Linked DNA regions of Mus musculus: regions 2, 3, 4, 5, 6 and 7 are each linked to region 1. The links are chromatin loops, found by intact Hi-C in ENCODE. Cell type or tissue: left cerebral cortex. All regions are shown on one strand. Each heading gives the region's core, and the rest is flanking DNA. Links, peaks and the distances in the headings are about the cores only. Region 1 holds the start of Nrxn1 (neurexin I). Region 2 has its middle 330 kb from the start of Nrxn1. Region 3 overlaps Nrxn1 (neurexin I). Region 4 overlaps Nrxn1 (neurexin I). Region 5 overlaps Nrxn1 (neurexin I). Region 6 has its middle 91 kb from the start of Gm24244. Region 7 has its middle 320 kb from the start of Nrxn1.

Region 1 (4,552 bases), core at 362-4,361:
TGCCAAGGTAGAGACACCTTGTTCTCAGCATCTGAACTTGGAAGGGGCTGCAGCTGCCAGCTGAGGCCACCCTTTCCCCAGCCAGAGCACGGGCCGGCCGCTCTCCATGGTACTGCGGAGAGCTCAGCTCCGCCCTTCTCTTTCAGAAGGACAGCACCCGGCGTCACGTAACCCAGCCTTCTCGGGCTTCACCACCGCCTCTTCCTTCCCTTTTTCCCTCTCCTCCTCCTGCTCCCCCTGCTGCTCCTCTCTGTTCCATGTTCTTCCCTTCCTCACTCTTGGAGATAGACGCTCAAGCCTGACGCCTCGGAAAAAGGCAGCAGCAGTCGCCTTATCCTTAGACCTCAGGAAATTCGCTTTTACCGATGCATGCTTCAGGTTCTGGCTCGAGCTAAGGGGAATAACCAGGCAGGTAAAGGAGCTCAATTTGGGCGCGGGGGAGGGGGAGGGGAGATGGGGCGAGGCAAGCTGGAGAAGGATATCTTTCCCTGTTGTAACTGGGCCAGGATCTGCCACAATTACAGAGGGAAGGATGGGTGGTGGGAGGGTGGAGGAGTGGAGATTTTGGTTGTTTTGCATGTAGCCTTTCAAATGGCAAGATGAGATGGTGGAACTAGGTAGTAACTTAAAGGCTGAATGCAGTGATTTATCATCCAAAGAAAGAAAAGGGAAAGGCAGTTAGAAAACAAAACAATAAAATATATCTACATCTCTTCCTTTCTCTTCCTTCATGAGCAGACCTGACTGTGCCCACCCTTAATTTGTGCAGTAGACTTCAGGCTTCAAGAAACTGCACTGGTGTTAGAGATGGTGCTTAGAGACTGGGCGGGAAAGCCAGGGAGAATTTTGGGTGTGCATTGGTATTGAGATACTTTGCAAAAGCCACAGCCAAAAAGATAAAACTTGTATATTAAAAAAAAACATAGATTTCAGAGTCTTTATGGAGATATATATTGAAAGGTTTCTTAGTAAGGTGTGTGTGTGTGTGTGTGTGTGTGTGTGTGTGTGACTGAAGACATGGTAAAATAAAGGCAACTGCAGCTAATCAGCATACAGTATTGATCTGTCCAGTGACTTGGGAATGAATTTTGTTCTAGAAACAGTAGAAAAGATTAATGAGGCTGCCAGGCAGCTTTTGAATTAGAGCGCTTCTTGTTTTGGCTGCAGTATGGTTGTTTTTCAGATCCCTTTATTTCATCTTCTAATTTGCGAACTTACCAGGTCTTTCTGGGCACCTAGGGAGAATCCATTTTCTCCATATAGATATAGATACTGTCTCTCACACAATGAGCTTCCTCTAGGAACTGGGAGAACCAGTTGACCTCCCTTGTGATAAGAATATATATATATATATATATATATATATATATATATATATATTCTTATTAGTTTTCTCCACCTTACCTCTATCCTTTACAAAATGGTAAAGATGTGCATTAGAGGAGGAGGGCACAAGAGAGTAGGCAAAAAGGTAATGTGATATATGTAAAATTAATACAATAATAATCTCCAATAGTCATCTAGGTAGCCTGTCTTTATCCCTTCCCCCTCTCTACACATACACACACACACACACACACACACACACACACACACACACACACACACACAGTCACACACACATGTAGAGAGGGGGAGAGAAAGAGGGAGAGATAGAAGACACACAGAGACAGAGACCGAGACACACATTTTCAGATTCACAAGCTGAGAATGGCCTCAAAGCACTATTCTTCTGATAGACCAGACTTATTTTGTTAAATACTGAACATTTATCATATTTCTCATCCTCCTTAAACACGAAAGTATACTGAATAATACGTGATTATTGATCATTTTTTAAAAGCACCTTTTGTGGGTTTGGCACAGGAGTGGGCAAGATATAACTTGTAATGGCTGATGGTGAGAATGTATCAGTCATAATAAATAGTCAACTGAGATTTTTTTTAATACCATTTGATAAGGAGCAGTGTATAGGGCTGTGAGGTATATGTGCTGTGTCTGTGAGGTGTGTGTGTATGTATGTGTTGTGTCTGTGTTGTGTGTGTTATTTTTGTGGTGGGCAAGTGTTTAAAGAAGAACCAGTCATCAATTTCATCTGGGGAGGAACTTGAAGTAGGATCCTCTAGCTTGATGGCTCTCAGCTGACACCTGTAGGGGTTGCTCTGAACTGAAGAGAAATGATTTCAGTTCCCACCAGAGAGGAGCTGCCACAATGCAGTGCCATAAATTACTGCTAGTTTCAGCTTGTAGTGGAAAAAAAGTGTTAATTGGCTAGTGAGCTGTGTCCAAGCAATAAATTTGGAGTGTGTGTGTGTGTGTGTGTGTGTGTGTGTGTGTGTGTGTGTGGTGTAGGAGATACTGAGACATGGTAGGGTGACGTGTTTGCTTGGAATGGTTGAATAATATATATTTTTTATTTTAATTGAGTTATTTAGTTTTAAAAATTCAAGCCCCTCCTTGAAGATTTATATTTCTGTACCTTAGATTAGAGTTGAATAAAAGGAAGTGATTTAATGGCAGAGTGAGTGATTCAAAGGTATGGCTTTAAATTCTAGCATCCTGCAGCCATAACAGCTGAGGTGACATACATGCCAACTGTTGTGACCACACAAATTCTAATGGCTGACACCCAGATAAGGACTTGAGGAGGAATCTGATCACCATACTGTTAGGCAGAAGATTCGATACTCATTTCTGAATGGACTCATATTATGGTAGTAAGGACATAAATAAATACTGCAAAAATTGTCATTTAGATGGTTTTTTTATATAACAACATTGTATATTTGATTAAAAATGAGGAATATATTTTCTTGAAAATTTAAAGAAGCCACTATATTCTTGTTGTCTGGGAGACAAGTAAAAATGTAGGAATTGCTATACAGATATACAATAGTATTTTCCTGCTGAAAGTTTGATGTATTTTACCTGTTGTAAAATTTGTTATTAAAGGAGGTTTAAATAAGTTGGATTATCTGTACATGTAACTAACATACAGTGCAAGTAGAAAACCTTTACAAAGGTTTTCCATTTCTCTCCTCATACATTTTAGAAATTAAGTATTTCTTGGGCAATTGGGAAGAATACCATAATCAAAATGTTTTTAAAAATCTGGTCACTAATGAACAGATATGGTAAACTTAAGGTTGTAATTGCTTATTCTAAAAGTGTGACAATACTTGGAAACATGAAGCTTTACTGTACACACACACACACACACACACACACACACACACACACATGCTTGCACGCACGCATGCACGCACGCAAGCACCACTATCCACCTAAATTAATTCCTTGGTTTGATAAAACCACTGTTTATTTACCTGCTTTCCTAGCTGAGTAATGATTTGTATAATACTATAAATAACTACAGGCCCTAATTCTTATTTCAATTTTCTACAGATTTCTGAGTTCTTATAAACGTCAAAATAAAATCAAAATGCATCACCAACATACAACCAACTGACATGCTGGAGTCTTAGGGTGGCCTTGCAGAGACAGAAAAAAGAAGAGTTTGAGGGATTGATTTCACCATCTAACAGCTTCTGGCTACTTCACAGCAGGGTTTGAGACCTACCTACAGGGCTCCTAAACATAAAGCGAATCAGCCTGGGAGGGCATGCACAGGAAATTTGGCCTTGGCTTTAGTGGTGCTGGAAGCCCATGATATGACAGAAGTAGGCCTCTGAAGCTATTCTGGTGTCTCACTCTGTCCTTTCTCCTTCTGTGCTTGGAGCCAACATCTGGAGGGGCCTCGAGGCCTGCCAAGCAGCCAAAGATCCTGGCTCAGTGTTGACTTCGTGTTCCTCTCCGAGAAAAGTGTGTTTCTTCCGATTCTGCTCTCCTACTGCTGGCACCGCGCCGGTGGTACTTTGAAGGTTTTGGTCCTGGGATAGTTGAAGTACCTGTTGGTGCCACAGATGCCCTCACTTAAACATCATCGGATGCAAATGGATCAGTGATCGCTCTTGAGCCTCGGTGGCCCTCTTTTTCAGAACGTTGCCTCCAAAGTGTATCCCCCCTTTGGCCTGGAAGTTCTGCAGCTATCCCATAGGACTGGGGTCTCCGCTTTCCAGTTGGAAGGAGACTACTGGGAGAGAGGAAGGGGCTGCTGGAAGAGAAGAAGAAGGAAAAAAGAGCTGAAGGAGGGTGCGCCCCTCCCACTGCCGCCTCCCCCCTCCCTCCCACTCCTCTGCGGACCCCCATTTCTCTGTGAAGGTGTCCAGGACCGCTTCGACCCTGTCGCCCCCGGCTCCCCCCCGCCGCACCCCAGCCCCGAGCATGGGGACGGCGCTGGTCCAGCGCGGGGGCTGCTGTCTCCTCTGCCTGTCGCTGCTGCTGCTGGGCTGCTGGGCAGAGCTGGGCAGCGGGCTGGAGTTCCCGGGCGCCGAGGGCCAGTGGACGCGCTTCCCCAAGTGGAACGCGTGCTGCGAGAGCGAGATGAGCTTCCAGCTGAAGACGCGCAGTGCCCGCGGCCTCGTGCTCTACTTCGACGACGAGGGCTTCTGCGACTTCCTCGAGCTCATCCTGACGCGCGGCGGCCGCCTGC
Region 2 (4,552 bases), core at 219-4,218, 330 kb before region 1:
GGTTTTGGTCAAAATATTGCTGGTTGTTCTGGATGCTCACGTTTATGGTTGACATAATTGGCCAACTGTTTGTGATATCCCTTCATACTCAATCAGCATCATGGAACTCCACAGTGCATTGGTGCAAAAAGTCTCTTGCCAGTGCTTTTATTTATACTGTTGGTTAAATGGACTCTGATTCCCACCGCTAGCCCTCTTCATTAACCAGTATCTGTCTGCTGTTTATGGCTGAGCATATTAAGCCAAATGTCTTAATTTCTTTTTCTAATAGTAGATCCTTGAGGATGCTGCACTTTACTGTTAATGATCTGAGTGGTTGCATGCCTAAATATTCACTACTGTTTTTGTCTTTCTGACATTTAAATAAAAGCCAGACATATGTAATCTTAGCACTGGTAGTGGAGGTTGCCTATTCCCAATGAGAAAAACAAAATAAAACAAAACAAATCAACAAAAACTGAAGATACAAAATAATGAAATATTTTACTTACAGTTCATGGCAAAGTGAGTTTGACTTTACATTTAGAAAACAATTCTGGTTTTAGCCATCATGTCAGGTGGTAGCAGAAAAGAGAGCTTGCATTTATTCTGTGTAATTCTTCTGTGAAAGGCCACAATCTCTCTTACTCAAATATCATGGAATTGAACAAATTAGGGTCACATGATTCTCTGTGCTCAGTGTGAAACTTTTCTAGCAATGTATTTTGTATTAAGACAAAAGCAAAATAAACATAATTTATTAAAAATAAAAAGGGTACAGGTATTACATGTAAGAATTTTGTGTCCAGTTCCACATCAGGACAGGTCAGGACTTCTAATGTAGTGTCCCAGAGCAGGATCATTGGATATAGAATTTCAAATGACTTTGGAGGTCATTTTTTCTACAAGTTACTTGGAATATGAAGCTATAACAGTTCCCCAAGTTACTCTTTATCATGTTTTCTTGCAGTAGTGTCAGAGCCCCAATTTTCAAATATTACAATTTCTGTGTAATTTTTTTGCAATTTTTGTTTATTATATCAATCCCTCTGTTTTAAAGGACATATCAAGATAGGTAACAGAATCTTTCATCTTTATTTTCCCATGAATTTAAAAGACAGAGCTAAGCCTTTTTAGCTCACCTAGAAAATGCTCAGTGCTGAGTGTCTGTATTCTGAACTCAAGCTTTCCGAAGCTACATAGGAAGGTGTAACTATGATTAGGTTCAAAATTTTATTTTGGGACATATTGTTGGATTTATTTTTTAGACTTAAAGTTCCCAGGCTGCCTTGATTCACTATTTCTTTCCATTTTTAAACTGTGTCAGTAAAGGAGAGAAAATGCCAATAAAAATAAAATAAAAAATAAGGCATTTGATACTGGAAGGTTTAAAAGATTAAAAGATTTTTTATTGGAATGTCTATTCATTAGCTGCATTAGGAATAGACGCTGGAAAGAAAAAAATCAATGTTTGACTTTTACTTTAGCCTTAAAATGTCATTAAATTCCACACATGAAAAGGTTGATGCAAACACCCTTTGTACTTAATTGACCACACTCCCATTCTCTGTAGCATTTTGTTAAAAAAGAAAAAAAGAAAAAAAAAAGAGAAAAAGAGAGAGGGGAGAAAAGAAAAGAAAAAAGAAAAAAGAAAGAATGAAAGCCCCTGTGGACACTGTAAGAAAGGTCAACATGCAACTTGAAATATTTATTGTTTAGGTGGGAGATCTTTAGGATCATAGACAAATTTAATAATTAATTTTTCTCCCTTCTGTATGGAGTGCATCGGTAGGTTTTATAGGACATTTGGATGTTTTTTTAGACTCTGTTGCATTATTCAGATTGAGGATTAAACTGGTGGCCTACACTGATGGTCACCCAGTCACCCCTTACCACTTCTCAGCATTCTGTGACACAAAAAGGCCCACTGCTTTTGTCACATCTGGTCCTAACATAGTTCCAGTTTACAGTTGTTCCTTGTTGTCATCCTCAAGCAGATAACTGAATATTACAGAAGAGAAAGCCAGCTTATGGACAGAGTATTGACTAAAATTAGACCACTTCCATGCTTAGTAAAAGATACAATATAATTCTTGTAGCTATGAAAAATAGTTCCAAGTTTAAAGGTATCCCTTTTAAGCAATCCAGTACTTGAATTTCCACTGGTGATTTATGATTGCTGGACAACAAATATCTACTGAGTTTAACCTTTTTCTTTGTAGAATGACTTCCTTGGGAAATTTTTAAATTTCAGTGGGTCATTTTTCAATCTAATTCAAAAAGTTTTGTTAACACCATATTGCAAAGGCACATTTATATTCTAAAAATATACTTCTCTATTTTTGCTAGAATGTCAGTAGACTATGATATTGGATTTCCTTTTAGATGTGCTAAAAGTTATATTTTGCCATTTATCAACTCTACAAATATCCTGTGGAATTGTAGTTGGCACTCACAGAGGCAGTTTTCTGCTTGCCAAATGCATGCACATGGAAGACATTTCATACCATATGAGAAAGCATTGAGAAGGTGGCAATCTTCAGAGCTGGTGATACTCTCTGGGTAAAGGGAAGCTTTAAAATAGAAGACAGGGGTTGGAGCGTAGGCAGAAGAATTGTGAGGTTTACCATTAAATCCATATTATGTTAATAGGAGCTCTAGTTTTTCCTGTTTTCAAAGTCTGGGGATTTTGTTGGTGGTGGTGATGGTGGTTATTTGTTTGTTTGGCTTTGAGGCTATGTTGTGGTTTTGGTTTTTTACCTCATATAGGAAGGTAAACTGTCTTCCTTAGAGATGATTACTATAAATGACTTATGGATGTTACCAACTAAAGATGGTTCCCCCTAAAAATTTCCTTCCTAGCTTTACATGCTTTCTTTTTAAGCCCACTCACTATGTGCACAGGTGTAAGAAAACCTACTGCAGTCCAAGAAGCCTTTCAAAAAACATCTCCAAAGAAAATTGACCCTAGACCTTCTAGCAGTCCTTATCCTCCCAATATCTCCTCACTAAGCATGGGTCTTCATGAGTTAACATCCATCCTACCTCCCCTAATACTTACACCCCAATAGGAAGGAACTGGGGGATAGGGAATTGGGGTGGATCTGATCACAACACATGATATGTGTGTATCGAATTATCAAACAGTAAAAAGATGAGGACCGAAGGAATGTAAGAGTCAGAAGAAAATTAAGAGTCAGAAGGCAGGGAGACAGGTTGTGAGATTATGTCCTCTAAGAATGGCAGAGGCATTGTAAACATGCATTCACAGCAGTCAAGGTTGTCTGCACTGAACCAGCAAAAGACTGAGACTATTGATAGCTGTTTGGTTAGATTTAACTGTGAAGTTATCACAATCTAGCGTCAACAGGGGAAAGACTCAATGAGGCAAGTGTGTAGGTCTGGCTGACAAAGGGACATGTCCTGGGCTTTACCTTGATTATGTCAATAGAAATAGGAAGAGCTGCTCCCTATGGCAAAGAATTCTGAACTGTATTGAAGTGAGCTCAGTTCAAGCATTTGCATCATTTTCCCTGCTTTCTGCTCTTGAGTGTGGACAAAATACGACTGACTATTTCAAATTCCTTTTAACTTGACTTCCTTGTGAGCCAAGGAGACTTTATATCCCATGGGGGACACCCAACAACACCACAACTGATAAACAGTAGATGTTTAAGAAATGCTGTTTAGTGTACTGCACTTACTAAAAATATTGGTAAGGTAAATAAGTCTGTTACTTAATTTTACATATATATATATATTATACATATATATACACAAAATTTACATTGATATTACATATATGATTAATATATATGTATGTATATATATTACATATGTGTACAAAATATATAGTAGAATAGAAAAAGACATCATGGGTAAGGTAGTTTGTTGCACAAATCTGACAACCTGAGTTTAAATACCCAGAATCCATGAAAAGTCAGACGTGCATCATGACCTTCTGAAGTTGCAGGACTCCTACAAGAAGATGAAAGACATTCAGGAACACTCCTGGGAGCTCACAGACCAGCTAGCCTGGCATAGGCAGCAGTGAAGACTCATTTCAAACACAGAGGAAAGGAAGGACCAACACTTGTTATGGTCCTTTGACCATCCCCGTATATATCTGCATTTGCATACTCATGATTTTGCACAAGCACATGTACTATATGCATGCAAAAACAAAGTCTGAAGATATGCTGTTAAACACATATATATGCAAAACAAACATTTGATCTGAGGACAAAAGATAACTTGGTTTATTGACAGTCTTGGGAGGGACACTTTGAAACACTGGAAACTGTGAAAAGATCTGAGCAAAAGAAGGACTGAATATTATGAAAAGGAGCGCTTAGCTCTGCATCGGTTTGCTTATTATAAAATCATTACCTATATACTATAAAAGACAAGGATTTATTTTTGGTTGTTCTTGGGAAAATAGACCTCTACAAAAAAGCTTTTATAGAAATTTGGAATGAAACATGGTTTTCTGCTTGAGAAGACTGGAGAAACATCAATATGGCGTGTAGGAATTTAAAGCTTATAGCCCATCCATCCTCAGAGATGAGAAACA
Region 3 (4,552 bases), core at 382-4,381, 460 kb after region 1:
CTTTACTATATTTTTAAAAACATTTTTATAGGTTTAATGTGCTTCTGAGAATTTTCTTCTAAACATTGCCACAATTGAGAAGAATATAAATTAGTTCTTTGTCTTTTTCTCTTTTTAAACAGCCTCTATCAAAATTCCCCACCATTCACCTTTCCTGGCAAGACCAAAATAGCAATGTCTATGTTTCTCCCCTGGGAGTTTTTCCATTGCTTTCTGTGAAAGTCTAAAGAGACAAATGTCCCCATAATGACTTGGATAACTGGGCAGTTTCTTTTAGTGGCTTCCATGCCCTTCTCCCTCAGAAAGACAATCCCTTTATGAAGCTTAGTTCAAGATGGTTTCTGCTGCCAGGATTTAACATATTCCTGGGCGGAGAGTGGGGACCTACAGCCTCCTATTCTTAGGTAAATGTATGTTTTCACTAGGGAAAGGCCCTGGTCTTTGGGTTTCTTTGCAAGCAAATGTACTACATGGCTGTACTTGCATTTCCTCCCTGAGCTTTGAGGGCTCCAAAGAAATGCACCGCTATTAACTATTTTCTTACCCTCCTGTCTTTGTCTCTCTCTGTCTCTGCCTCTGTCTCTCTGTCTCCCCCCACCCCTCCTCGCATTATGATTTAAACCGAAACTACAAATGTAGGAGTAATGAGTTCTTCTTGCGGTGTTTTGTGAATATAATTTGCATCATAGAGAAAAATATATTTTCTGAATGATAAGTTACTAGTAGGAATTTTTATGGTCTGACATGTTTAAATTTTTAAAGAAATGTGCTTTCAGTCATTTTTAATGATTCCATATTTTTCTATAATTCTCAATTATTTCCATATGAATGAATATCTGTTCATTTAACACTTGAGCCTTGGAATCATGGATAATTATAAATCAAAAGACTTTTTTTTCAGCTTGTGAGGAAAAGGAAACTATTGATTTTGATAAGTGGTTTGGTTTAAAAGGAAGCAAGTGATTTTTCTTGAATCTTTCACCAAGTGTAAGGCTGAACATTCCTGTTGTTGTTTGATAAAATCCAGAGTCTGATGTGTTTTCTTAAACACACAGGAGAGACTTCTATTATATATGCATAGCTATAAGGAAGCCCAAAGCATAGAAATGAATTCGTATAGTTATGCACTATAAAAAGTTTCATTTGGACTTTGGAAATATTTCAATCAAGCAGAGTAATCAATCAGTCAAAGAATCTTTCCTTGGCTCACAAATTCATACAAATACTCACGCACACATATTTTATATATATATATATTTCATTGTAGAAAATGTCCACTTTTTTATTGTTTAAAGATGACACTACTATTAGTTGTGTATATACTGTGGTTTTTATGGAATCAAATAGGACCACATTAATTGTAATTTGTTTATTTCTAAAGATATATAATCCCATAGATGACTTCATTTTACTTGGAAGTATTAAACATTGAAATAAAAAAAGAAATGACTATACATATCTGTATGTAGAAATAATTAAATATTTTAAAAAGCCATGATTTTGAAACAGGGCAAGGAGAAGTATATGGTTGGGTTTTGAGGGAGGGAAAACAAAGGGGAAATTATGTAATTATATTTTAATTTAAAATAATAAAAAAGTATAAAAATAGAAATGTGTCTTAAGACACTCTACTGAAGAGAGGGAAAGGAGAGAACCAGAGCTCATTGCATGCCTAAACAACTTCATATTCTCTTGTCTTTGTAACAGGTACCATTTCTGTCAACACACTACGCACTCCCTACACAGCTCCCGGTGAGAGTGAGATCCTGGACCTAGATGATGAGTTGTACCTGGGTGGCTTGCCAGAAAATAAGGCTGGCCTAGTCTTCCCTACCGAGGTGTGGACTGCTCTGCTCAACTACGGCTACGTGGGCTGCATCCGGGACCTATTTATTGATGGCCAGAGCAAAGACATCCGGCAGATGGCGGAAATTCAGAGCACTGCTGGAGTGAAGCCATCCTGCTCAAAAGAGACAGCAAAACCGTGCCTTAGCAATCCTTGCAAAAACAATGGCATGTGCAGAGATGGCTGGAACAGATACGTCTGCGATTGCTCCGGAACAGGCTATCTCGGCAGGTCCTGTGAGAGAGGTAGGCTTTCCAAATTCTAGCAACTAGTCCCCTGCAAGAAACATTTACTAACAGAAACATAGCAGCTTCTCGCGAAGTAACCTGTAGTCCACATCCCAAGACCGGCCATAAGTGAAGCACCTTTAATAATTTTCAAATGGCTTGGTTAAGTGTGTCCACTGCTCTGAAAGTGTGATGAGATGTCTGACTCACAGTGGATGCTTCTTCTGTCTGGTTTTCAACTGCTCACGGTTGTACCTACATATCTAATTTTTTTCTCTGCAGACTATGTATAGTCAAACCCCTCAGAAAAATATAAAGGTACCTGATTTTCTCGTCCTCTCTTTTTGCCAGGAGAGGGATGAGTGTTGAAAACAGAATGAGGATTATGTAAACAGCCAGTCTGTAAAGACCCCTGCTCACAGAAAAACAAAGGCTAGCAAGCATAGCCATCAATCAACCCATGACTTTAAATCAATGGTTTAGTGACTACACTCATTGTCACTTATTTTCTATAATAAAACTAAAAATCAATATGGAAAAAAATATCGATGAGTTGCTCCATCAACCTCTCATGGTACAAATAGCATCTGTCCTTGAGGGACTCAACCTAACCATTACCATGCACTTCTCCTAAAGCCATGCACAGTTACTTGGTTTTCTTCAACCTTAAAAATAGTTCTAATTTAACCTAAAAGTTTAAAAGGACAAGGTAGGCATTTATAAACAGTGATTCAGTGATTTTGGTTGTTTTTTGTTGTTGTTGTTGTTGTTAATCTTAAATACATTAGCTTGTCAGCATGATTGCCAACACTAATACTAACAAAATAGCATAATTATACATTAATCCATGTACCAAAATACCATCATTATTATGTCAGAAATTAAACTAGAGAGGTCAATAGATTGCTTCACAACATGTAAACGTAGTCATTCCCCTTATAGGACTACTGAAATAACTGGGAATTAACATTTGAGCCTAGCTGATTTGTCATCCTTTAGCTTGTATGAGTATACTCTTTATAAATTCCTCTTTGCCTTCTCTTTACTAATTAGTTTGTTTATTTTGTTTTGGAAAACTGCCAAGAGAGAGGAACAAATGACATAGCTCACACAGTAAAATACAGTTAGGCACAATGTGAGATTAGCAGACGTCTGTGAATTAAAATTTGGTTTCAATTTTAATCACTCAAAAACATGCCAGTTATCCGGTGCCTCTTGGTTAAGTGCAGCTAGAGAAAGTGTGTAACTCTACTGCCAAATGAATTGCAAAAGCAGCCAGTTAAATATGCATGGTGTACCACCCTGTGGCAATATCCTGCTACTACTTCTGGCAAAATGAAAATAAAAATGTTAGAGCTTTCTGAGTCAGAAGAGAAGAAAGGGAATATTTATATCCTGCAGTAATTAGATGTAGAGATGGAAATCATATACAGATCTCAAATAAAAGTGTAATAGCAAGCATCATCACTAGGATTTAACATACAGTTTTGATTTATGGTTAGCTAGACATTCCTGCAGATCTCTTTGTCTCTAAGTTAGTCATTACTTGAGAATAAAATAGTGGTATCATATTATTTTTGTTCTGAACTAAAACAGCATATTGCAAGAAGATATTTCTCTTCTAGACTGATGTTTTATCCACATGACTCTGCATATCCTGAGAGCAAGAGTGTTATAAGATGGTTGCCAGGCTCAACACCACAGAATAATGTGCCTTCTGTCCAGGTCTCCGCTGTGCCCTAGTTCAGCAAAAACAAGATCGTCCCTGGACCTTTGAGTTTCAAATTCCAGAGGAAATGTTCAACTCTGTATCCTCTCCAGATACAATCACACCAAACTAGGTTGTTAATCATGAAAGTTCACTGTCAATTCGTGAAATAAAATCACACATATAAAGTTTCTGTTTTAACGTTAAAAATAAATTGTTAGAATGTGGTTCAGTCTATATATGCCACATCATAGAATGATACTGCAGTTATGCTTAATTCCACATTATGAAAGCAAAGAAAAATACATCACAAAAATCTCTGTGACTTACAGAGGAAGATAGTATTTTTCTATACATATTGATGATCTAAGAAAGGCTATTGCAGAAATGGTGTCTTGCATAGATATTAACTATTGCATTTTCTTTATGTGTTTTTTAATGTAATGAGTTTTGAAGGTTAGATCACATAAAAATTATTCTCAGAGATAATGTGAAATAAGAGCACTGGTGCCACCAGAGGTCCACTTCATACTTGTTTGTTAACATTCTAACAGATGGAGGGACAGATTTCAGAGCAATATAATTTGGCTCCCTGTCTGATTTTCATCGTTGATCACAATATGTGACTGCCTTTCAGCAAAACTCAGCACAGGTGTACACTTTAGGCTGAAACCAGGAATACTGCAGAAAGCAAATTTATCAAATCTAATGACAAGGGAGAAGGATATAGAGACGACAAAGTTGAAACTTTTTCCTTCCCTGCTGGGAAGA
Region 4 (4,552 bases), core at 173-4,172, 280 kb after region 1:
GTTTTAAATCTTGTCCAAGTTAGTTGCCTTTCTGCCACCATATCAAAACACCTGTAAATAGCTAATGCACAAAGAGAGCAAGTTTATTTTGGCTCAGAGTTTTAGAAGCTCTGGCTTGTGACCAATTAACCCACTGCTTTTGGCCCAGTAAGGCAGTAAATCAAGTCAGGAACTTTTATTAAAAACAAACCAACAAACAAACCAAAACCCTTGTCATCTTGTTATCTTATGACCAGGAAGCAGGAGTCATATGGTCCTGAGACCATATTTTCTGCTTCAAGAAAGCCCCACAGTGATCCACAGACCTCCCGTGAGTTGCCTCCTGGTAAGACACCCATCACCTCCCAGTAGCACCACACTAGGGTCAATTTCTTAGCCTTTGGGATTCATTCAACACTTAAACTATACTATAATTAGCATCTACAAAGGAATTTGTAGACCTGAGGATCTGTTTAGAACCTTACATCAGATGTGAAACCATGCTGCTGCCTGTTGGCCTCTCATTCACCTAATACTCTCATTTTCATCCTAACTGTTATACCAGGAAAGTTTTTGCAAAAACACAAGGCTAGGAGCTGAAGAGAGATCTTGGTGACGACCAGACTTCTAATGCCTAGAACCCTCGTAAATACCACACGGGTGCGCTGGCCTCGCTAATCCCAGTGCTCGGAAGGGAGAATCCGTCCACACAGCTAGAATGGCTTGGTCAGTCAGTGAGCTATATGTTCTAGTTAGCAACCTTATCTCAGTATTTGAGTTGGAGAGTGATGAGATGGACACCAGATATATCAACCTCTGGTCTCCACAGATGTGTATTCACTATACAGACTCAGAGGTGTGCGTGCACACACATGGCACGCACACACACACACACACACACACACACACACACACAGAGAGAGAGAGAGAGAGAGAGAGAGAGAGAGCAAGAAGAGGAAGAAATATTGTTAATTTAGTGCCAGTCTCACTGCTTAATGAGACTGTGTGTCAAAAAACAAACATACAAACAAATAGATATGAAATTAGAAAATAAAACAAAAGAAAAAAACTACCAAAAAACCCCCACAAATTACCTTTATGAAGTTCTCAAAGAATAAAAATAATTTTTTAAAATGCAAAATAGAAGTTAGAGGCCCACGGCCTAGGTGTTATTTTTCTAATCCCATGCTACTTAATGAATAATCACATGTGAATGTGTAATGAAAGTGCAGGATCAAATGGCAGGCTCTGTCTTGCCTCACTACCCATGATTCGTCCTGTGGCAGGGGTTACATGGCAGTAGCATTTGGTTAGGTTCATTTTACAGGTGAGCCCGCTTCCTGGAGCATGCCTGCTTTGCTCCTCAGCAAGAAAGCTGAAGAGTCCACAACACAGGGCGTGTCTGTGGCAGATAAGTGGATTTTTTGGAAGTTACATGTTTTTTTTTTTTAATTTTCTATGTGTATGTTATTGTGTGTATGTGTCGCAGACAATATGTATATGCATATAATAGTGGAGGGGACCATTACATCCACCTGGAGGTCAGAAGACACTTAGTACAGTCACTCTTTCCTTCCTATACATCCCAGGAATGGAACTCAGAGACTAGGCTTGTATAGCAAGCAGTTTACAAACTGAGCCATTCCACCCCCACCCCCACCCCCACACCTTCACTCCGGTACCATTTCTGTTGCTTTAAAAAAAAAAAAAAATTTTTTTTAAATTTTGCTTCCCTCACATTTCTTCATCTATCTTCCACAATAAGATATCGATCAGCTCTTGGCATACTCTGTCTCATTTCCAGACATTCTGAGTGGAGCAAAGTAGGATTCTGCCCTTGAAATGTCTCCTCATTGAGAGCTGACTGGTAAACTCTGATGGAGATAACTCGGCCCTGCCCTCTAGTGGAGAGAAGGATACCACAAAAACTTCCAAGCCCAGCTACTGGGAGCACTGTTTAATTTAAAAGTGCTTTTCTAAACTGGTTGCTTAAAACTAAGACCTCATTGTTCATTGATATTATAGGAAGCTTGGTCTCAAGTTCCTCACACCATGAGAATGTAACACTCAGTGAGTCCCTGAGGCAGATTGTATTGTACAATAATCAAGGGACCTGCGTATTAAATTTTATACAGCAACGTTGATGCAGACACCACTAATTTAGATACCACAAAACCACCTTTCAGTAAATAAGTTTCAATGAGACTGCCTTGGCTTCAGGTCACTTTAGTAGTTTCCTTTATCTGAGCAGGGAGTTGGCTGGATGAAGTGTGGAACATTGGTAATAAGAGAGTAAGAGATTGTGTTTCCTCGATAGTCTCACATATCCACGATGTCTCTGTCTGTGTCTGTCTGTCTGTCTTTGCTCTGCTCCTTCCCTCCCTTGTTTCCTCCTTTTCTTCCCATCTGCCTCTTCCTCTCCCTCTTCTTTTACCTCCATACTACATGCATGCTAAGCACATGCTATATTGCCGAGGTAACCTGGAACCCTTAGATAATCTTAATCAATGCATTTCCCTTGACCAACTATTAACTCTCCGTTGAACTTAAGAAGCAGTGATGCGACAAGTCAGACCTAATGAGGAAGGTCAGATTTTAGTACTGCAGTCAACCGAGACATGAGAAGAAAGAATGGGAAAGGGATAAAAGCCGCTTATTAGGAGTGGCACCTATGGAGAAAAAGTTAAGGCAATTGCTTTGAATCTTGGCCAGTTGGCTGTGAGTATAAAAATATCCATAATTTACTGAGCACCTAATGTGGACCACCTACTATGCTAGCCCTTACTGGCATCGCCTCCCTTTAATCTTAACCACAGCTATTTCCTGTCAGGACCCTATCAACTCTGTTTTCTGGAGGAGTCACAGAGGGAGTGAAACATTATCTTGCCTAAGGTTGTAACCTTGCCTAAGGTTGTGGGTGATGAAGCTTCAATATCTCTGTGCCTGTTCAATTCTGAAGCTATTTCCCAAAGCACACACAGATGGGGGATCTCCACCTACAGGGGTTTTCTATTGAGAGGGCAGAATACTCTGCCCCACACTGTGGCTAGGGCAGTGATGAGGGTCTTTCCTTCTCTGTGATTTCATGATCTATTATTGTTTTATTGTTGTAAGATTGGTAGCAAAGACCTTACCCCCATATTACAGACCACTCCCTCAGTGTTTTGTTTTACACATGTTCTTGTGTACCTAGGAAAGAACAACTTTACACTCATAGAATTATAGTCACATTCTAAAACTACAAATACTCATAACAAAAATCCAATACTGACAGTTAATTTAAAAGCTTAATATCTCCAAGTTTAAATTTTGTTTTACAAATATCATTTATGCCTCAAGACCTTTATTTTGTCCCTTATGGAATGGAGGAAAACACTTCCATGAAGACCAACAGGAACGATTGTGAAGTTATATGCAATAATCAGACTTTAATATCTTCAACAAAGAACAACTGCTGCTTTTAAGATATTGTTTTACTACGATTATTATTGCTTTTAAAACTAGAAGCAAAAGTGCCTCCTCAGGTAGCCATGAGAACACACTTACAGTACAAGTTATAAATGAGCAGCTCTGAGTGACAATGCTCATGGCCCAATCTTCTTGCTGACTATGCCAAAAAAAAGAAAAAAGAAAAGAAAAGAAAAAAAAAACACTTGAACGAAAATATCTATTTTTACAAATATATATTCTTGATGCTATTATTCTGTATTTTTATTAATGTAAGAGAAGCTAACTCTTGACAGTACTAATTACTACTTTCTCTAATACACATTACCATGTGACTCTTCTGACTATAAAGACAGGTCTTAGAGCTGGGAAGATGGATCCATCTGTAAAGTGCTTATGCCTGAGGATCTCCATCTGGACCTCTGGCATCCATGTAAAAAGCTGGGTGTGGCAGTGGAGTCCTGCAGTCATAACACTAGTAGGGCAGAGACACATGGCTTTCTGGCCAGATTGACCAAGTTGGTTAACTACAGTTTATATAAGAGGCCCTCTCAGAAAATACAGGGAGGAGAGTGAGAACAACACCTGACATAGACCTCTGGATTCCACATGCATACAAACACACCCATATACAAACATACATGCATACAAAAACGGTGCACACACAAACATACACATACACAAAGCACAACTCATACTTTACAAATAGTACTTTTTAAACTGTGTCAGCTCTTCTCTGGTATTAGAAATATTTGCAAGAGATGTGAAAAAAAATGGGTATAACTGGAAGTAAAGCCCAAGAGTGGGTGAAAATTCCAAACGTGCAATCAGTGGGTCTGTGAACTCCATTCTGTTTAGCCTCTATTAACGGGCAAAACAGGCTTAAAATCATATGTAGATGATCTCAGAAGCTTGTAGATACATCCATTTTCATCCACCTGCACTCTCTCCACATCGTAATTCCGAGAAAGTTGATGTTCAATTCATTGCCACCACTGAATAAAATTCAGAATACAGCAGTCAATTTCTGAACTCTTTCCAAGATAGATTAGCAGTAAGAACAGGATGGAAATCTAGCTTTGCTTTACTTGACAGGAAATGATCCAGGAGAAGAAACTCTGTTGGC
Region 5 (4,552 bases), core at 316-4,315, 91 kb after region 1:
GTGCTAACAGTGTAGGAAGAATGGTAAATTATTTTTCAATATTTTCTTCAACTTTAGAAAATCAACAATTTTTTTCAATTAATTAAGAGAGTTTTAACCGCAATGTTCCTGCTACTTTCAACTTGACAAGTACAGTTCGGTTTCCATAGAGTCTCCCTGTTCCTTGAGCTCTCTGCATGACTTGGGTAAGTCACTCAGGTTTAGAGACCTCACTACATGATGGTTAAAGCTGTTAGTAGTAGCACATGAAAAATGGTGACGAGTATTCTGCTGTTAGTTCCTTAGTTTTATCCTCCTTTTCGCAGACTATAGGGACCACATCCCTTAAGAATTTCTTAACATTAATTTACTCAGAGTTTTAAAAAATGTACAGTGTTTCTCATTGTTTTCCACTTTCATTGGAATGGTTGATATAAAGAATAAAGTTTTAGTTTACCTTGATTTCAATTATTATGTTTAGGATATAGGAGCAACAGTTTCTGGAAAACTGCCAATTTACAAATATTACCTCTGTCTCTTTGAGTCTGTTGGTATTGCATTGATGTTTACCTGAAAAGGGTGACTGGATATGTTTAAACACCTTGCTGTCATCGTCTAAATGATTTTCACTTGTAGAGCAAGGAGGAGCTCTTCACACCTGTTTTCTTCCTGGTTCAATAATCTACACTAAAATATCATTAGCTATTTGTTGTTTTATTAGCAATATTTTAGTCTGAACTGAGAGCTTCTGGGAAGTTTTAAATCTGATCTAATTACCTTAACAAGAAGAAAATAAATTTAGATGTGTTTTAGGGTTTTCTACAAAATTTTTACATTAACCATAAATACCAGTTCTTGCAAATACCTTGAATTTTGCACACAAAGCAACATGAACAATGAAAACTTCTAAGGAGTTTAGAAAGCCCTTTTATTATTCAGTGTATTTTCTTTTTTAAATATTTAATAAATATGCATAACTGTTAATGAATTTAAAATAACAACTTGAAACAGTTCTTACTTCAAAATAAATTCTAGTTTTCTGTACATATAAAATACCTAATTGGTAAGTCAGTGATATTATATAAACAGCTTTATTTTATGCAATATATGCAAATTTAATTTGTTAAGCACTAAATTTAGATTTCTTTCTATAATATGGTTTAGTCATGTTTTATGCAAACTTCTCTGAATTTCATTCCAAAAATTTTTTTCTTTTTCTTAGAAAAATTCAACATAAGTGTTTAGACTGTTCTAAGAACCCAAATCTAGACAAATAGTCACAAGTATTATAAGATTTCTGTGGTAGTGATTTATGAACAACAACAAAACCCTGACCATCTCAGAGATGGTCAATGTTTTCTTTAGAAAAGGGTCAGCCTCCTTCCTGGAATTTGGTGACATAGAAATATGTCAACACTGCGAAAATCAAGGTAGACTGTACGGCATTCTGTATTACAGACACACAGGCCAGAAGACTGCTATTGATCTGATTGTAGAGAAAGCTACACTGAGTGCTGGCATCCCAGGTGTACCTAGAACCATGAGCAGACACATTCAAAATTATCTCCCACTCTGGTCCCAGAGCTTTTCTTTAGGCTTGTTAAATATTCTTATTTCAGACTCTCAGAAGGGTAGACCTTGCTCATCTGGTATAGCTTTCTTTGGACCATTTTGATCATGGTGGCACAGCTCAGGCAGGGAAACTCTTGAGAAACACTACTCAGTGTTACCTGTCAATCTCATATGTAAGACACTTATTACTCAATAATTAATCTCAGTGTGGTTGAATGGCTTGGCCAGATGCATAGCAGACAGTGTCATAACCATTTCATGCAATGTCTCATTTCTAAGTTCAACTCCTGACATGAATGTGCAAATACCAAGGTGGAAGTCACTTTTTATTCAAAACTAAAGAAAACAAACCAGAAAACACTTGCAATGGCCTCTAATGTAAAGCAATGAGCTTATAATGTAGGAATTGCTGAATATGTTTTATAGTAGTTTGAGCAATCATTGAGAAGTTCCCACAACTGTTTCAACAGCATCAGTACCACAACAGACTAAGCGCTCCCCTGTGCTTTCTGCTGCCCTTGTCCTCACCCTCTCACTAGTCTGTATGAGCCTCAACTCTGAGATAGAACATTTTGAATTGCATACCCAGGTCTCTTTAATTTCTAAAAAGTGTTAGCAAAGCTGGGCTCATCTCTCTCCAGCTGTACTTGATCTGTAGCTTTCCTTTCTCTCCTGAGCAGTGAAGGAGTTGGCTGCACTCATGGCCCAGGATCAGGACTCAGAACAGGCTGTTGAGAAAACCTTGGCTAAGTGCTTATTTGTGTGATTTTGGAACAGGAGCCGAGGCCATCTGTTTTTTAAAAAAATGCTTTGTAATTTGCCCAATTCTTGCCCAGAGCTGTTTCCTTCCTCTTGTGAGTATCCGTACTGGATGTTTAAGCCTCATTTTCTGTTTGAAGCTCCTCTTGCTCTGGCCAGTGTTTCTCTTCCTCTGGCTGAGCGCTACATAAATCCATAGTCTCCATGATTCCCTCCATTTCTTAGTCCTTGAAGCATCCTCAGACTATTGAGGTTTTCTAAAGGCTTTCACTGCCAACACTAAAGGAAATAAAAGCAAGCTCCATCCTGTGCCACCATGGGAACCAGACCCTTTCATCCTGGAATTCGGTCCCTGCAATAAGGGTAAAGTCTGAAGAAGCAGTGTGAGGAGCTAGAAAATGAGAGGATGGATGTTCCAGATTCATTGCATGGCCCAGGGAGTAGAAGTGTCGTTTTGTTCCTGTTGCTTGTTATCACCAGCCCCAGTATCACATCTGTGTGACAAGTTACCTTACTAGTGCCAGTTTGCATGGAAGAGAAAGAGAGTTAAGGACAATGAAGGGAGCCAATCACAGGCAAATGAAAGAAAAGGAGGAAACCTAAGTGCAGAAGAGCATATGCCTGGGTGGTTCCTGGTAGCTTTGTTGGCCAAACATTCAGGTCTGCAGCGGCACACAAACTGACCACTGCTGCACATCTAGATGAGGATGTTCACAGTATTCAACAAATTGATAGAATATGCCAGAAAGTGTTATTTGTGACATTTTATTCCAAACTCTGTTTGCTCTGCAAGATTCAGTATTTTATTTTTTGAGGAGGTTGGCGGGGGGGCATACTGAAACAAATACATTCATTTTCTTATTTATTTTTCTTTTTCTAGATGTATAGACTTAGTATTAAAGGCAGAAACTGTAACAGATTTTTTAGGCCAAAAAGGGGCTAAAGCAGTCTAAATAGCTTCGGTTTCAGCACCTTCATCAGCATGCTAATTATAGGCCAGTAATGGAGAAAACAAAGGAAAGAGAAAGCTATGAGAGCTTCTTGTGTTCTCAGGTCCACTTTAGCAAAGCCACCTTGAATTTTAAGTTCACTAGAATGCAAGTGATATGCACAGTTAAGTGATCTTTATCAATGGCATGGTCCTATTAAGGTCCATGATTGTCTCAGCCTGTCCTTCAAGATGTTTCCATAAACTGACAGCCATTACCATCACCTGTGGGGAGAGACTCTAGTTCCTACACTGTAACTATTTTAGTAGTGCCACCTTCATGGAGAATTTCCATGCATGGATCTGTTGGAAGGAAGAGAAGGGGTGTGGGCTCAGGATAGGGAGAGGGATGAGGTGTCTGTCCTAGATATCCCTAGATATCTGGCTCCTCTTGGAATCCCAGGTGACTAGTTTAAAACAGTGGCTTATCTGTGCAATTTCAGCCTTGAAGAAGGATGACCTGTATTAAATAGGCAGACTCAAGTAGGAATGTGACCTGGCACAAAGGAAAGGAGACAGACACCAAATAAAGACTGAGATGCCAGATGTTCATCTTCTATTTGTTCCTTGTGGGCCCAACTTCGATCTCAAAACCACACTGAAGGCAGCTCAGGTCTTGATACCACAGGGAAGCAGCTTCTTTGTGCTATTGTCAAGGCTCTTTTTCTGTCCATGCATTCTTACAAGCTAGGAGCAAAAGAACCAAAATGTCAATAGCTACACTGCAGTCGTAACTTAAAGAGACACCAGACAGTATTCTGCTGGTTCCCTTTCTGACAGCACATAGATATCATTTCTAGCATGAAATATTTGATACCCATTTGCTTGAGAGAAGCTTGCTTTAAAGAAATGAAATGGAAATTTTTTAAAGGTTTCAATTTCTAACTTTTATACAGCTAGGGAGTACAAAAGCAAGGTTTTCATAAATTACAGAGTAATAACAGTAGAGTTGGTTACTGCAAGACCTGCCCATGCACTAGTACAATTAGATCTGCAAAACTAAGAATCCAGGGTTTTTACACGTGAGAGATTTGTCCTCACTTGACAAGGCTTACAGGTAAAGCCAGCTTGATCACTTTTTACTTCCCATTAAACTGAAAGTCAACTGCCACCCCTGTACACTGCAGAATGCCAAAACTCAGTTCCTTCCTGTTGCTGGTCAAAACCCAGATAGCATTTGTTTGCATAACAGCATACACACACTTGCTGAAGTTGAAAAGAAAAAACAAAATTTCTTCTAATTCAGCATACACT
Region 6 (4,552 bases), core at 323-4,322, 810 kb before region 1:
TGCTTATTTCTCACTAAATAATGGAGAATTCTACTGACCATTTGAAATGAGTTTGAACCAGCAGGCCAATTCCTTAAGTCTCAGACTTTGTCTGTTACAGGTTCTATTACCTTCTAGATAATTTATTGGCTAATATTATGGCCTTTTTTTTTCTGCTCAGTAAATTTAAATAATTTATTTGTGTCGCTACATAGGTTTTTTTTGTTTTGTTTTGTGTGTGTAAATATATGTAATTTTCTACACAATGAATGCACACTCTTGTTTTGAGGACTGCAATATATTTCTATGAATAGTATCCCTTTCCCAGTCATTAGCTTAACCTTGCTATTTTAGGTACATTAGTGATCTGTACCACGGCCATATCTATTTGGCCTTTTGCAACAATGAGACAAGAGGCTGGGTCATTGACGTCTTTATGTGAACATTGCATGGCTGGAAAATTTCATCTGTACATACGTTAAATGAAGGTAAAATGAAAACATAGGGCCTGCCTCCATTTTCACTGAGGTTAACCACAAACAAACAAGCAACCAAACAATAAAAAAAGGGAAGAAAAAAAAGTAAAAGAAGTAACAATCATTAAAAGGAATATGAAGGGAAACAAACTGTCTCAATAGAGTTATTCAAAATGGAGTGAACAAGAGAATTACATTTGTTGGTTTTATAACAAAAATACTGTTGGATTTAAAAATGCATCAGAAAATAGACAAAAAGGATAATATATGTAAAGTGGGAAAAATACATTTACCAGGGAGCAAATCACCAGGCTCTAAAGAGCATTCGAAGATTTTCCAAGAAGTACAAGAGTGCACCTGAAGGGCAACAGATGATAATGACCTTGAGCCACAGTAGCAGTGGCTTCTCTAGAATTTTAAGTCGCCCAAGTTTGACAGAAGGGTTATATTGATGTAGCTTAAGACCGTTTTTATTCTGAAAGAGAGGAAAGTATTTTTTTTCAGGAGCAGCAGGAAAGAGGCAGCACCCGTCACTCTCTTTGATTCATCTACACAAGCCCAGGAAGGAGACTGGAGTGAGCAGCACCTGTGTTTCTTACAATGCTGTAAAATATCTCCCTGTTCCATCAACACCATCACCTTCCAGTTTTGACTCTCCATCACATCATGATCTGTCATTATTACTGCCCTCATGATTATCATTATGTATCATTATACACACTATCACCAGCAACACATTATTATGACTTTATTTTTAACCTAAAACTTCAACTATTTTCAAAACTTAAATGTTTATTATTGCTTCAGGAAACAACACTAACACTTTCAGAAACTTCTCCACATATCCAACAGAACTGCTTTGTGATCCCAGTGGGCTGAGTCCTTTAAAGGCGAAACAGATGAACAATGCACATTTGTATGAGGAAAATACTCCTTTCTTAAATTTGTATTTGAATGATGGATGCAACTTTATGCAAAATATATTCAAAGACCATGAAATCTTGATGAACGGCACTGAAGTGAATTGCAATTTAAATACCCTTACCCAAATGGCAAGAACAGTGTGGGAACAGTGTAGATAAAACTGCGTTCTGTGTTTGGGGTTCAGATTTCAACAGCAGCAACAGCAGCAAACTTTTATGGAAACATCAGTTTTCTGAGCAATTTGTGAAATTCAAAAATACTTCAGGTTGTATTCTGATATTTTCTGTTGCTTTAAAGTTTTCCCACTTTTGTTCTGAGTGAAAAACTTTCATTTTAAACAACTTGAAAGTCAGAAGAGGTGTTGAGGGACAAAAGCTATGTCTTCCTGATGTGAGGGACCCAGGCTTTCATCATGTGATTGAGTGCCTATTAAATGCTGCTAACATGTTTGAAGTATGCTTTAGATACACCCTATCTTGATCCATGACAATCAATACTATTTTGGGTAAAAAAAAAAAAAAGTAATTTACTTTCTGATTAAGGTTGATTGTAACTTGGTCAACCTGAGTCTTGCTATACAACTTGAACTTAATATGTCTATAATTAAACTCTGACTTAAAAATGGGTATACACTTTTCTAACATTACTGCAACTAATATGGTTAGCGCCACAAAATAGAAGGCATGCATGGCACCTTTGTAAGTTCAAGGGCCTGTATGAGAACAGGTCATAAGCCATAGGAGAACCTCCTACTATTTACTATTCTGCTAAATAAAGATAATATTGAACAGACGTCTAACTACTAATTGTTTTACCTATAGCTAAGTAAATCTCTCAATACATATCAGAGAAGGTTCTTTCAGCCGTAGACAGTAGTGAAAGAGAAGCCAAAATCTGGTCACATACAGAGAATAAGTGTCAGCACAGTGTTCAGTCTAAATGTGTTATCTACATGGTACTCTCCCACTTAAGGCTCAAGGATTATTGTGGACAAGGAATAGGAACGATTGTAAGAGCCAAAGGCAATAGACAATTCCAATGCCTTTTTAAGACAACAGGATACATATGAACTCACAGTAGTTGTAACAATCTGTATGAGACCTCTGGGTGATGAAGATAATAAAATATTTCCAGTACAAACTGAGAAGGTGGTCAAAAAGTGTCACCACTCGCTGAGGAGATATTGATAATGCATGCTTATGGGGAATTCTTTTTTTTCCTTTTTTAAGGATATGGCCACCCATTTTCCAGTAGGTGGCCCTACATTCATTCACATACGGGCAGCTCTGAGTGGATGCAGTAGGGAAAATAAGACAAAAAGATGTGAAGTTGTGATAGAGTGGTGACGATGGGGTACTTGGAAGAGGAATGAATAGTATACTTGATTTTTTAAAACAATATTAAATTTAAATTTAAAAAGAAGTTATTAAAATATGTAGATAATGACAGAAAATTGGAGCAAACCTTATCTTGATGAACAGATAACTACTGGCATAAAACATAATGAAATTATTCTATGTAAGGATTATATATTTTGAATGCTATGAAAACCAACACAACTACCTGTTAACATGCCAATGCAGATGGAGGCATTCCCATGATATCCTACTTTTAGAATAAGAGAAAAAGACAACTAATGGCTACTTAGATAGGGAAAATTTTTGACTCCCTGATAGGATATCATCTGAAATGGTCAAACATATACACATACAAATAACACTAAATATACTTAGCATGTTATGTGTATAATTTAGTATGTGTGTGTATTAATAACCACAAAAATGTATACATGAAAAGCATACAATTTGCATAAAACTATATAACTCATTAATGAGAAAGTGATATAACATTAAAATGTAGTTTTAAATGATTTGATTGAATTGCATGGTATTATGTATATAAATGGTGGTGATTTTCTACCTTGTAACTTTTCAGTATTTTCTGATATATTATTATTGACATTTTTGATTGAGTTATTTAATAGTAAAATGTTAATATTTGATTAAGGAAGGATTCAGAGAATAAAGTTATATAAATGTACCCAGAATTTTTCTTCTTTAAATTTACTTTTGTTGGAAGAAATAATATCCATTAATAGCTTCCTGTGTGTGGCATCATTGGATTCCCAAGAATGTAAGCACAAGATTCACTCCACGTGGCCATGGCCAGCCTCAACTTTTTACCTTTTCTCTTTCTCAGTTTTCAACAATAAATCTATAGCTGTCTCTTGTGAGACTGTGCTGGGGCCTAGCAAACACAGAAGTGGATGCTCACAGTCAGCTATTGGATGGATCACAGGGCCCCCAATGGAGGAGCTAGAGAAAGTACCCAAGGAGCTAAAGGGATCTGCAAACCTATAGGTGGAACAACATTATGAACTAACCAGTACCCCGGAGCTCTTGACTCTTGCTGCATATGTATCAAAAGATGGCCTAGTCGGCCATCACTGGAAAGAGAGGACCATTGGGCTTGCAAATTTTATATGCCCCAGTACAGGGGAAAGCCAGGGCCAAAAAAATGGGAATAGGTGGGTAGGGAAGTGGGGGGGAGGGTATGGGGGACCTTTGGGAAATGTAAATGAGGAAAATACCTAATAAAAATATAAAAAAGAAACAAAAACAAACAAACAAAATAAAATAAAATAATGTAAGTACAAACTGTTAAGTACATGTTAATTTTGCATGTGATTATGGCATGGTGTACTTAAATGGTTTCTAATGTTTGAGATTTAAAACAGTGAGACTAGTGGACTACAAGATGGATTTATTTGCCATAAAGGATGCATTTTCCTAAATTTAATAGAGTTTATTAAATTGCTTTCCAAATTGATGTAACTTGATTCACTTTTATTTTATTTGACAATTGTTTCTCATATATATACAATACGATGTGTCTAGTTTTTTTAATAATATAACTTTAGATCATGCTTTATATAATTATTTATTTATAAATTAGGTTATTTTAAAGTGCAATAAGCACTGGTAAAGTAACTTTCTAAAATATTTGTTATGACATTTACAGTATTGAAGGTTTACTCACTCGGGCAAACATGACTCACCAAAATTTATATCTCATTTAAAGATTTACATTTCTCTAATTTATAGGTTGGCTTACTAGATTTTTTTGTCTGTTAAAATGCAATTTTTTTTTCATATAAGAATTACTTGACCGTA
Region 7 (4,552 bases), core at 301-4,300, 320 kb before region 1:
AAAAAGAAAGCCAATATTGCAAACATAGTGCTACACCCACTCCAGTAGTGACAAGGGCAACAGGCCCCACCTGGGCGCTGTCCTGAGGCGCGAAAAGTTCACGGTAACTTAGTCTCCTGGAACCATGGCATCCTGTATAAAGAATACTCCAATGTCCTTGCTTTAGTTGGTAAACGGATCTGTGTGCTTTCCCTTAATATTGCTTTATTGCAAGTGCTCTAAGGATTGATATTTTGACATATAGCTAAGTTAGATTCTAGGCAGTCCTTGATCCGACCTTGGGAATGGATAGCTAAGTCACTGCCCTACACAGAAATTTACCATTATCTAGGAAGAAGGAAGTTTGTGACCTAAAGAGGAACCAGAGTAGATACTTAGAACTTATCTGAGTTAAACACATACACAAGTATTTACAATGGCCTAGGGGAAAGATGGACTATACAATAGACTAGAGTAGGAACTATGGCAAGGGCACGAAGCCCTTGTCCCTGGCTTCTAAGATTAAGTGGACCTTAGGTGGAGCTGCTTTTGATCCCAGTTGTTAACATCGAGTTTTACCCCAGTTGATTCCTGCCAGTTCTTCCATGTTTGTATTCCTTTCTTTTGTGTAAGAATCCAGTAACCTCTTTGTACCTTGCCGGTGTGTCACCCAACTTCCCTATTTTCTTCTGTATAAAAAGTTTGATGCTCGATTTGACAAATTACATTCAGATCCACACACTCCCTTGTGTCGAGTCTATCTGTCAGTTCCCGCCGACTCCTTGCCCACCTGCACCAGAGACCCGTTCCAGGCAGACAAGGGCCCAAGAGGATCTGCAGGACATAGTAGTATTCAGACCTAGTTTATTCCTTGTAACAAGCCTCTCACCAACGTGGAGATGTCTTTAAGTGAGAAAAATATAGTATCAGATGTTTATAATTTGAGAAGCTGGAAATGTAACTCAATAGATGAAGTACTTGCCATGCAAGCACGTGGAGGCAATTTCAGATGTAGAAACCCAGTACCTAAGTAAGAAGTTGAGTGGGATGGGTGATGTGTGTTGTAGCCAAGTGATGGGGTGGTGAAGACAAGGTAATCCCTAAAGGTGATGTGTAGCCAGCCTGGCCAAATCAGGGAACTTTAATTTCAGTTAAAGACTTGGCCTCAGAAAGTAAGTTAGAGAGAAATTGAGGAAAACACTGGACATTAACATTGTTTTTCACACATGTATACACATATGTGCATGCACACCAGCATGGACACACTCACATGTACACACATATATGTATAAAATTTACAATGAGTTATTGCCCTTCTGTTTGATTTGTCCAGTTCTGATACGTTCATTTTTGTACTGTCATATTATAATGATATATATTATATTAACAATATTATTTATTCCCATAGACGCCTGTTTGTTTTCTAATGAGAGCTAGAAAAGAATCTGAATGGATCTGAATGGGAGGGGGGAGGTAGGGAGGGAGAAGGGAGAAGTATAGGGAGAAGAAACTGTAATTAGGATATATTATATGGGAAAAAAATCCATTTTCAATGGCAGGAAAATATTTAATCACTTGCTTTGATGTTCAAAGTTAAGCATAAATTTTAAATAAAATTACTTATTGTAGAGGGAAATATTTTTTAAAAATGCAACCAACACTATCTCTGGCAAGGCACTGGCTAGTCTTGTTCTCATCTCATAGAATACTCTCTGACTCAGAGTGCCTAAATCTCTCTACCCAGATTGCTAAGTGCCCATGGCAGGTCACTGCCATGCCAGCCCCACACTTCCAAATTCCAGTGACTGGCTGAGGTACCTGGCCATCTGGAACTCGGTCAAGTTGCTACACGAAGGAAAACACCAAACAATTTTAATTTAGAATCAAATGGCAACACAGTTACTGGGCACAGGAACTAACATCCTAATAGTCAGCCATTCTAAGTTAAATCCTCTGGTGGTGGATTCCTTCGAACATGCTACCCGAACCTGAGTTTCCACTACCTATAATTTTGCTCCATCGCCCTTCCGGTCCAAAAGCCCACTCTCCTTCTTCTGCTTTTGCAGTATCTCTGTCTGACCCCGAAGTCCCACCTACTCACCAAGTGATTGGTTTTCTTGAGATCTTTATTCATTAGAAGGGTCACATGAACTACATGATTCACTCCTCATCACAGGCAACCCCTCTTAGGGAAGCAGAATTAGCATCAAAATACAAACAAAACCAGGGCTATCCACAATAATTTATTCCTTTGAAAAAAATAATTTTAATAAATTCAGAGATCCATTAATTATTTGGCACTGTAATACCTAATCTTTTTAATAATTAATTTATTTCCTTTACAAACCAACATCAGCCCTTCCTCTCCTCTCAGTAAGTAGTCTGTCGCCCTTCCTCTCCTCTCAGTAAGTAGTCTGTCACTTAAGTTCTTTCTCTATTTCCCTTTCCCCTTCTCTTTTAATAAGGGGAAGCCCCCCCCCCCTTCATGTCAATCTTCTACCCCCGACCCAAGCAAATCTCACTGAGGTCAGACAAGGCTGTTCATTTAGGGGTCTGAAATCCACAAGCAGGCAGGCAGCAAGCAGGCTCATGGACAACCTCTGCTCCAATTCTTTGGGGACACACATGAAGACCAAGCTGTTCATCTATGACATATGTGCACCCGGCCTAGGTCTAGCCCATGCTTACTCTTTGGTTTGTGATTCAGTAACTGGGAGCACCCTGGTGAGGGCTAATTGATTCTGTTGGTCTTCTGTGGAGTCCACGTTGTCTTCAATATCCTCAATCTTTCTTCCAACTCTTCCATAAGACTCCCCGACCTCCATCTAATTTGAGTCTCTGCATCAATTTCCATTGGCTGCTGGAGAGCACCTCTCAGAGGACAGTTATGTTAATTTCCTCTCTGAAAACACAATAGGGTATTATTAATAGTATCAGGGGCTGGGTTTTGCCCATGGGATAGGTTGCAAGTTGGGAAAGTAATCAATTAGCCATTCTCTCAGTCTTTGCTCTGTGTTTGTCCATGTACATCTTGTAGAAAGGAAATGTTTTGTATCAAAATATTTGTAGGTGGGTTTCTGTCCTTATCCTTCCACTGAGAATCCTGTCTGCCTACAAGAAGTGACCATTTCAGAATCCATATTCTCCACTGCTAGGAATCTCAGCTAGAGTTCCCCTTTAGACCCTCTGGCCTCTTCCCACCCTAGGTCTCTGGCATATTTTAGAGGTTGCCCTTTCCCAGCTAATACCCCTTCTCTCTCCCCTGCTTTCTCTACATATGATCCCCAGCCCTGTCTGTTTCCCTCCACATTTACTCTTCCACCCAGTTCCCTTCTTCCATTGATTTCCAATATCTCTTTTGTTTCCCCTTATAAGAAAGACCCAAATATCCTCTCTTGTGCCCTCTTTAATATTTGCCTTCTTTAGGTCTGTTGATTATAGCTTGTTTATCCTGTATTTTATGGCTAATATCTATTTATAAGTGACTACCTACCATACATGTCCTTTTAGGTCTGAGTTAACTCACTCAGAATATTTTCTAGTTCCATCCATTTGTGTGAAAAATTCATGATGACTGTCTTTTTTTCATTTTTTATTGGTTATGTTCTTTATTTACATTTCAAATGTTATCCCTCTTCCCAGTTTCCTCTCTCCAAACCTACTATCCCCACCTATTCACCCACTCCTGCCTCAGTGCCCTAGTGTTCTCCTATCCTGCATCATCAAGCCTCCACAGGATCAAGGGGCACGGCTCCCAGTGATGCCATGTAAGGAAATTCTCTGCTACATATCCAGCTGGAGCCATGGGTACCCCCAGAGTACTCTTTGGTTGCTGGTTTAGTCCATAGGAGCTTTGGAGGTCTGGTTCATTGATATTGTTCTTCCTATGAGGTTGCACACCCCTTCAGCTCTTACAATCCTTGCCCCAACGTGTCCATTGGGATCCTGTGCTCAGTCCAATATTTGGCTGTGTACATCTGTGTTGGTCCGGCTCTAGTAGAGTCTCTTTTTTGTTTGTTTGTTTGTTTGTTTTTGTTTTGTTTTGTTTTTTTGAGACAGGGTTTCTCTGTATAGCCCTGGCTGTCTTGGAACTCACTTTGTAGACCAGGCTGACCTCGAACTCAGAAATCCGCCTGCCTCTGCCCCATAGGGGACAGCTATACCGGGCTTGTGTCAGTAAGCACTTCTTGGTATCAGCAATAGTGTCTGGGTTTGGTGTCAGCAGATGGGATAGATCCCTAGGTGGGGCAGTCTCTGGATGGCCTTTCCTTCAGTTTCTGCTCCATTCTTTGTCCCTGCATTTCCTTTTGACAGGAGGAATTCTGAATTAATATTTTTGAGGTGACTGGGTGGCCCTATCCATCAACTAGTTGCCATGACTATCCACTGGATATGGTCTTTCCAGGTTCTTTGTTGAGTATTTCAGCTAATGTCTTCCCTGTTGGGTCCTGGGAACCTCTTAGGTCCCTAGCATCTGGAACTTTCTAGTGGCTACCCCCAGTTACCACTCCCCTACTGCTATATTACCTTTCAAATTCCTGACCCTCTGTATTTCTTCCCTATCTCCTCCCAT

What was found. Peaks named below come from ENCODE experiments on the same cell type or tissue, not always from the same donor. Only the 100,000 strongest peaks of a DNase experiment are listed, where the experiment ranks them.
Region 2: it touches region 1 in a loop (2.0-fold over the local background); 2 of 42 quality-filtered maps call a loop at or near these places.
Region 3: a loop joins it to region 1, with 3 times the contacts of the local background. A loop is called at or near these places in 6 of 42 quality-filtered maps.
Region 4: it touches region 1 in a loop (4-fold over the local background); 5 of 42 quality-filtered maps call a loop at or near these places.
Region 5: it touches region 1 in a loop (2.9-fold over the local background); 4 of 42 quality-filtered maps call a loop at or near these places.
Region 6: a loop joins it to region 1, with 2.8 times the contacts of the local background. A loop is called at or near these places in 2 of 42 quality-filtered maps.
Region 7: a loop joins it to region 1, with 2.9 times the contacts of the local background. A loop is called at or near these places in 2 of 42 quality-filtered maps.

What each region holds. Positions count from the first base shown.
Region 1 is chr17:91,088,459-91,093,010 of GRCm38, reverse strand. It overlaps Nrxn1 (neurexin I), which reads left to right and starts at 209. Exons shown (of 23, transcript NM_020252.3): 1 at 209-412; 2 at 3,406-4,552. The coding sequence starts at 4,285. In left cerebral cortex, for the core only: a CTCF peak has its summit at 2,160; DNase peaks (open chromatin) are centred at 788, 1,125, 2,169, 3,765 and 1 more place; H3K4me3 peaks cover 3,001 bases; H3K27ac peaks cover 2,313 bases.
Region 2 is chr17:91,423,242-91,427,793 of GRCm38, reverse strand. No RefSeq gene overlaps it. Among named protein-coding and RNA genes, the nearest start is that of Nrxn1, 330 kb to the right of the region's middle. In left cerebral cortex, for the core only: no CTCF peak of the experiment used is centred there; a DNase peak (open chromatin) is centred at 2,468.
Region 3 is chr17:90,627,424-90,631,975 of GRCm38, reverse strand. It overlaps Nrxn1 (neurexin I), which reads left to right. Exons shown (of 23, transcript NM_020252.3): 10 at 1,708-2,091. Among named protein-coding and RNA genes, the nearest start is that of Gm32337, 170 kb to the right of the region's middle. In left cerebral cortex, for the core only: CTCF peaks have their summits at 1,893 (motif pointing right) and 3,378; DNase peaks (open chromatin) are centred at 1,895, 3,360 and 3,769; H3K27ac peaks cover 2,945 bases.
Region 4 is chr17:90,806,696-90,811,247 of GRCm38, reverse strand. The region is part of intron 5 of Nrxn1 (neurexin I); the gene reads left to right. Among named protein-coding and RNA genes, the nearest start is that of 4930480K15Rik, 52 kb to the left of the region's middle. In left cerebral cortex, for the core only: a CTCF peak has its summit at 1,893 (motif pointing left); a DNase peak (open chromatin) is centred at 1,870; H3K27ac peaks cover 339 bases.
Region 5 is chr17:90,997,786-91,002,337 of GRCm38, reverse strand. The region is part of intron 2 of Nrxn1 (neurexin I); the gene reads left to right. Among named protein-coding and RNA genes, the nearest start is that of 9330159H11Rik, 45 kb to the left of the region's middle. In left cerebral cortex, for the core only: no CTCF peak of the experiment used is centred there; DNase peaks (open chromatin) are centred at 2,380 and 2,601; H3K27ac peaks cover 3,412 bases.
Region 6 is chr17:91,901,380-91,905,931 of GRCm38, reverse strand. No RefSeq gene overlaps it. Among named protein-coding and RNA genes, the nearest start is that of Gm24244, 91 kb to the right of the region's middle. In left cerebral cortex, for the core only: a CTCF peak has its summit at 2,633 (motif pointing right); a DNase peak (open chromatin) is centred at 2,656.
Region 7 is chr17:91,412,460-91,417,011 of GRCm38, reverse strand. No RefSeq gene overlaps it. Among named protein-coding and RNA genes, the nearest start is that of Nrxn1, 320 kb to the right of the region's middle. In left cerebral cortex, for the core only: no CTCF peak of the experiment used is centred there; no DNase peak of the experiment used is centred there.